Linked DNA regions of Mus musculus: region 2 is linked to region 1. A link is a contact called in ENCODE Hi-C data. All regions are on one chromosome and are shown on one strand. Each heading gives the region's core, a stretch centred on a gene start or an enhancer-like site at or near the end of the contact. The rest is flanking DNA. Distances are from core to core; before and after follow the strand shown. Region 1 has its middle 27 kb from the start of Stambp. Region 2 holds the start of Clec4f (C-type lectin domain family 4, member f).

The links. A loop is a pair of places that touch in the nucleus more often than their neighbours do.
Region 2: a map of T-helper 2 cell shows a loop between it and region 1 (2.2-fold over the local background). The contact joins the promoter of Clec4f here to the enhancer-like site in region 1. A Hi-C loop is called at or near these places in 4 of 37 maps with a recorded cell type or tissue (T-helper 17 cell, T-helper 2 cell, mouse embryonic stem cell and 1 more).

Annotation. Positions count from the first base shown.
Region 1 is chr6:83,598,596-83,601,295 of GRCm38, forward strand. It overlaps the pseudogene Gm7424. Among named protein-coding and RNA genes, the nearest start is that of Stambp, 27 kb to the left of the region's middle. Within about 2 kb of position 1,321, at least 1 of the 3 ENCODE cell types and tissues checked has a DNase peak (open chromatin) inside an H3K27ac peak, as active enhancers do.
Region 2 is chr6:83,654,790-83,657,489 of GRCm38, forward strand. It overlaps Clec4f (C-type lectin domain family 4, member f), which reads right to left and starts at 1,327. Exons shown (of 7, transcript NM_016751.3): 1 at 1,168-1,327; 2 at 269-385. The coding sequence starts at 1,243.

The DNA.
Region 1 (2,700 bases), core at 71-2,570:
TGTATAATAGTTATGTATATATGCATGCATTTGAGGGAAATGGAAATGTTTTATATAAAACGACTATATACATGTGTAAAAGTAAATATTATGAACAATGTACAAAATGTCTACATCTGACTACATTGTAAAGAACACGCAGGCATCTGTGGCGGGGTGGGAGGAGGTCTGAACTTCTGTTTCTATTCTGAGGTTTTGGAGTGAAGCAGGAGGGAGCATTATCAAGCACACAGGCACTATTCGCCTTGAGCTATAGAGGGCGCAGTGGGGCCAAAGTCCGGCTGACAAATGGAGTTCTTCGGCAGCCTTCATTCAATGTCAACACAGTGAATTTGTATAATAGTTATGTATATATGCATGCATTTGAGGGAAATGGAAATGTTTTGTATAAAACGACTATATACATGTGTGAAAGTAAATACAATGGGCCGCTACACTGGGACACTAGGGATGCTGGGGCAGAGAGTTCCTTGTTTTACTATTGTTCTGAATCTAGAGGCATCTTCAGGTCGCCCCGAGGTTGTGGGGACCGTCCCGCATTGTGTGCGATGCATTTCGGCGCCCACATGAGCCAGCGGCATCACGTCTGCTGTGGGAGCTGGATGTAGCTGTCTGTGCTGCACCAAAGAAGAAGGGTATGGTAAGGCGCTCTGTTGTAGCTTCAGTAGCCTTGGGTCTCCATGTTCCCCGCGACCTTTGTTCCTTCCGCCTCCCAGAGTTCTTAGCGCATCCACTCTGCATCCCATAGTCTCAGGTCTGTCCCAACCGGGCTCTGTCTGTGGATCTCGGGCTGCCCCCCAGAGTTCTTAGCGCATCCACTCCGCATCCCATAGTCTCAGGTCTGTCCCAACCGGGCTCTGTCTGTGGATCTCCGGCCAGTGCGGAAGAGCGCAGTGGGCACAAAGTGCTGTTTGTATTGAGTCGTCCTAGGATCTTAGAGATCTGCAATCCTCGAGTTGCTATTTAGATGTACACAGTGTGAGGGATCTGGTCTGAGCTGTAGACATCCTGCCCTCAGTTACCAGCTGAGGATATCCTGAAACTTCAGAGCTGTGGAGGCTGAGGGGTCATTTGAAAGTTTTCCCTGCCTGGGTCAATGGTTAGTTTTACAACTTTGCCCAAGGGTGTTGACGAATCCCTTACTCCTTTCCACTGTCTGCTCCCCACTCCAGATTGCAAGTCTGTCCTTTATCTCCATAACTAAGGAATAGCTGAAGCCAGGTGTGACCAGACCCACTTTTCCCCTTCTTAGCATTCATCAAATCCTTTGTTTTATCTCCATAAGTATGCAATAGCCAACACCCCTGGATGGCTAGACTGTCCTCGTCCCTCCCCGGACTTCAGTTAAGTCCTGCGTTTATCTCCAGGCTATTCTTAGAGTCTGGCAGCTTCCTTCCTTCAGCAACCCAGTGCAGAACTTGCCTGACCTGTTGCAAAAGCATTCTACATGTGTTGTCCGTTCTCTACTCTCAGTTCCCTCCGATGCACTTTCTATACAAGAAACCATAAACATAATGAATTATTTAAAATCAAAATGGAGTGGCAAGACAGCTCAAATACAGCAAAAGGTTAAATAAAAAGCCAACTCCTTGTCATGGCCTGTCACAGTTGGTTCCACTATTCTGGGGCCCTTTAAATCTTCAGCCCTGAGGGTTAGAGATGGGGAAGAACACTACATAGTCATCAAGAGAAAAATCCACCAAGAGGACAGTGCAATCCTTAGTATCTATGCACCAAACACCGGGGCACTTAAACTCACAAAAGAAACAGTGCTGCTACAGCCTAAATCAAATGTTGGCCTTTACACACTGAGAGTAGGAGACTTCAATACCCCATTCTCACTAATAGATAGGTCATCCAGACAAAACTAAAATGGGAAATACTGGAGCTAACCAACATCATAAACCAAATGGATTTGACAGATACTTAAGAATATTACACACACACACACACACACACACACACACACACACACATTACCTTCTTCTTCTTTTTCTTCTTCTTCTTCTTCTTCTTCTTCTTCTTCTTCTTCTTCTTCTTCTTCTTCTTCTTCTTCTTCTTCTTCCTCCTCCTCCTCCTCCTCCTCCTCCTCCTCCTCCTCCTCCTCCTCCTCTTCTTCTTCTTCTTCTTCTTCTTCTTCTTCTTCTTCTTCTTTTTGCTGCTTGATCAATATGTTTATTGTCTTTATGAAAAAATCTTCATAGAAAACTGTTTTAGCTTTCAGCAGCCCTTTCCTGAGCTCTGAGGAAGCTTGCCTTCTTTTGAGCAACCCGATCTTTTTTTCTGCACAAGAGACATTTTGGGACGATTCCACCTCTTCTTTTTCACTTCTCTCTTGGGCTTCTTCTCATAGACTGGATTCTCTCAGATAGCAGCATGAGCTTTCTTATACATCTCCTCCATCATGTCTGGAGTTACGTTGTTCCTGATGTACTGAGAGAACTGTTTCTTATACACATCTTCATCTTCCTCCATTAGGTAGCGCATGTAGTCTGCCACATCCTGACCCATGGTGTGCTTCCGAGCATGTACCTCTGCATTGAACTCCTTGCTTTCAGAGTCATAACCAGGGGATCATTTGGTACTATGAGGGATAGACAAGTCTCCATCCACAGTTCCCTTAAGGGCCCCCAAAACTTTATTGCCAGTTGTAGTTCGGGCAAGACCTGCATCCAGATAGCAAGTGAAGGCACCAGGCTG
Region 2 (2,700 bases), core at 77-2,576, 56 kb after region 1:
CAATCCATAGCCCTGACATAATAGACTTCCCACACAAGCTGGGTTCCAGAAAGAGAGGAGCATCAAGCCTGCCCCCCTTCCCAGAAGCCTCCATTCTCGAGAGCCATCTCACAGCCCAGTGGGCTCTGTTGACTCCAGGTCTGGGCCTAGGTTGGTGGCAAAATGTTACTTCAGAGAGCAGAAATGTCCAGAAGACTGCCATCTGGGTCTCTTGGGACCTTTGCACAGAGGGAGAGTGAGTTGTGGCTAAAGTCACCCGAGAACTTACCCACCACAAAAAGAGCAAGGAGAGAAAAGATCACAGTCACCACCATTAATGCCAGAATGACCTGGACGTGCCGCAGGGTCCTGGGAGCCATGAGAGCAGCTGACTTAGGCCCCAGTCCTGCAGGGGAGAAGCCAAGACTCAGGGTAAGAGTGCAGGGAGAGCCAGGACTGTCGGTCTTGACACAGTCCCCTGACTTGTCCGTTAGAGATGAGAACAACTGCCATGCTTCTCACAGGGAAAGAAAGCATTCTCTCAGGACAGGTAACAGCCAAAGGTATGGGGCTCACAACCCACAGAGGCTGCAGTGGTGTCCTAGACATGAAACCCGTCCCAGAGAAAGCGTTGCTGTGGGTGCGATCATAAAGAAAGAAGAAAGTGAAGGCTGAAAGCAGGTGGAAAGAAGGTACATAGCAGGGGTCCAGACCACAGGTCCCCATTCTGTTAACAAGCCTGACCACATCAAGCATTAGTGTCCCTGGGGTGGATGGTTTCATCCCTGGAGCCTTCCACAGAGCTTGACATGTTGCCCTGGACGCATGTCTAGGGCCTTCTGGGAAATTGGTTACTAGCCAGGGATGCACCCACTAATGATCTCGGAGAGCACCAGCTCCAGAGGGTGCACGGGCTAGGTGGAGGGCAAAGCCGGGGTTCAAAACCAGGCCCATCTGAACTCCAAGTGCACATTTTTCCTGACATCGGGTTACTGTACCCAGTGGAGGGGCTCTTGGAGGTTTCATATAGAGCCTGGGGTGCTCAGAGTTCTGGTCCTCTGCCGACCTGTTTATTCTGACCCATCTATTTACTATGGAACCAAGGCAGGGATGATACAAATCTCTGGGCTGGCAAAGATGGGCTCAGAGGGCAGGGTATAGGCAATATTCTTACCTAAATATTCTTACCTTGGGGCTGTAGGGAGACACACTGGTTGTCTGTGCAATATCTAGCCATATCTCTGTTCAGCTCGGCCTCCTTCATCCTCCTGCACCGTTCTTGCCACTGGTTCCTAAAGCCTGTCCTGCAAGCCCACAGTAGTGAGAGCCTGAAACACAGTGGGAGCCTGATCTATGTTCTCCTGAGGTCAGGACAACTTCCCAAACCTGCCTCCTCCCTCTGACTCTGCAGAAATCCAATGTTACCACTGGCCCCTCCTCCTCTTGGAGTTACAGAGGCCAAGAGCCCAACAGCCCTTTCCCCCTCTGCCCCTGGCTCCATGCCAGCCTCTGCCTCAGAGCCACACACCACCCAACCCCCTTCAGCAGGGTCTGCAATCTGCCCCTAAGAAGGGGACTGTCAACTTTACAGGGGAAACATTCTTGAGAGGCTGAGGAGATGGCTCAGACAGTGAAGCGCTTGAAGCATGAAGCGCTAAGCATGAAGACCAGAGTTTGGCTCCCCAGCACCACCCACATCAAAAACTGGGCACAGCAGCATGTGCCTGTAGTCACAGTGTTGGGAGGTGGAGGTAGGAAGATCCTTACAGCTTTCTAGCCAGGCTGCCTCACTGAATCAATTAGCTCTTTTTTAATAAAGGTGGGAAGAGATAAGGGAAGATGCCCAGCACTGGCCTCTGATTTTCATCAGGCTTGAGGTAGCACACAGCTTTAATCCCAGCACCTGGGAGGCAGAGGCAGGTTGATCTCTCTGAGTTTGAGGCCAAGCTGGTGTACATAGTGAGTTCTAGGCCAGTCAGAGCCACATAGTGAGACCCTGTCTCAAAAACCAAACAAACAAAAACAGTGCACGAGGTGGGAGAATTTGTAGGGGGAGGCAAAGACCGGGAGCCTGGCCAGTCCAAACCTCAGAACTTTACAGACAGGTCACCAGAAAGGCCCTGACAGACTTTATATGTGATTGTTGGCTGTGTCCTAGGTCAAAGTTCCTGCAAGCCTAACTCCTGAGTGACGATAATCCTTGGTTATCATAATGAATTCCCTCTGAGCACACCTGGGTTCTTTTGGTGAGATGACTCAGGTCCTTTCTGGGATGGCCACCAGTTCCAGAAAGGCCACATTGATTAGAAACCTCCACCCCCCCCTCCCCTACTCTCAGACATCCCTGTGAGAAGGACTTCACAGGAAGTCACAAGAATCCTAAGCAAGGTAGGGTTTGAGCTGTAGCTCAGTTGGTAAATCACTTGTCTTACACACATAAGGCCCTGGCTTCCATCCCAGGCAGTCTTTAAACAAGATATGGGGTACATGCCCGTGACTATACAACTCAGGAGACAGAGACAGGAAAAGATCAGAAGTTCAACGTCATACTCAGCTGACCCTGTCTCTCTCAAACAACAAACTTGAGCAAGAAAATACAGAAGGCTCAATCTCACCCTGACTCCTGAGACACAGAAGTATGGTGCTCAGGAGCTGCTAAACCTTGCTTTATATCTTTCCATTGGCTCAGGCTATCCCTTCCAACAAACTCTGAATAGTCTA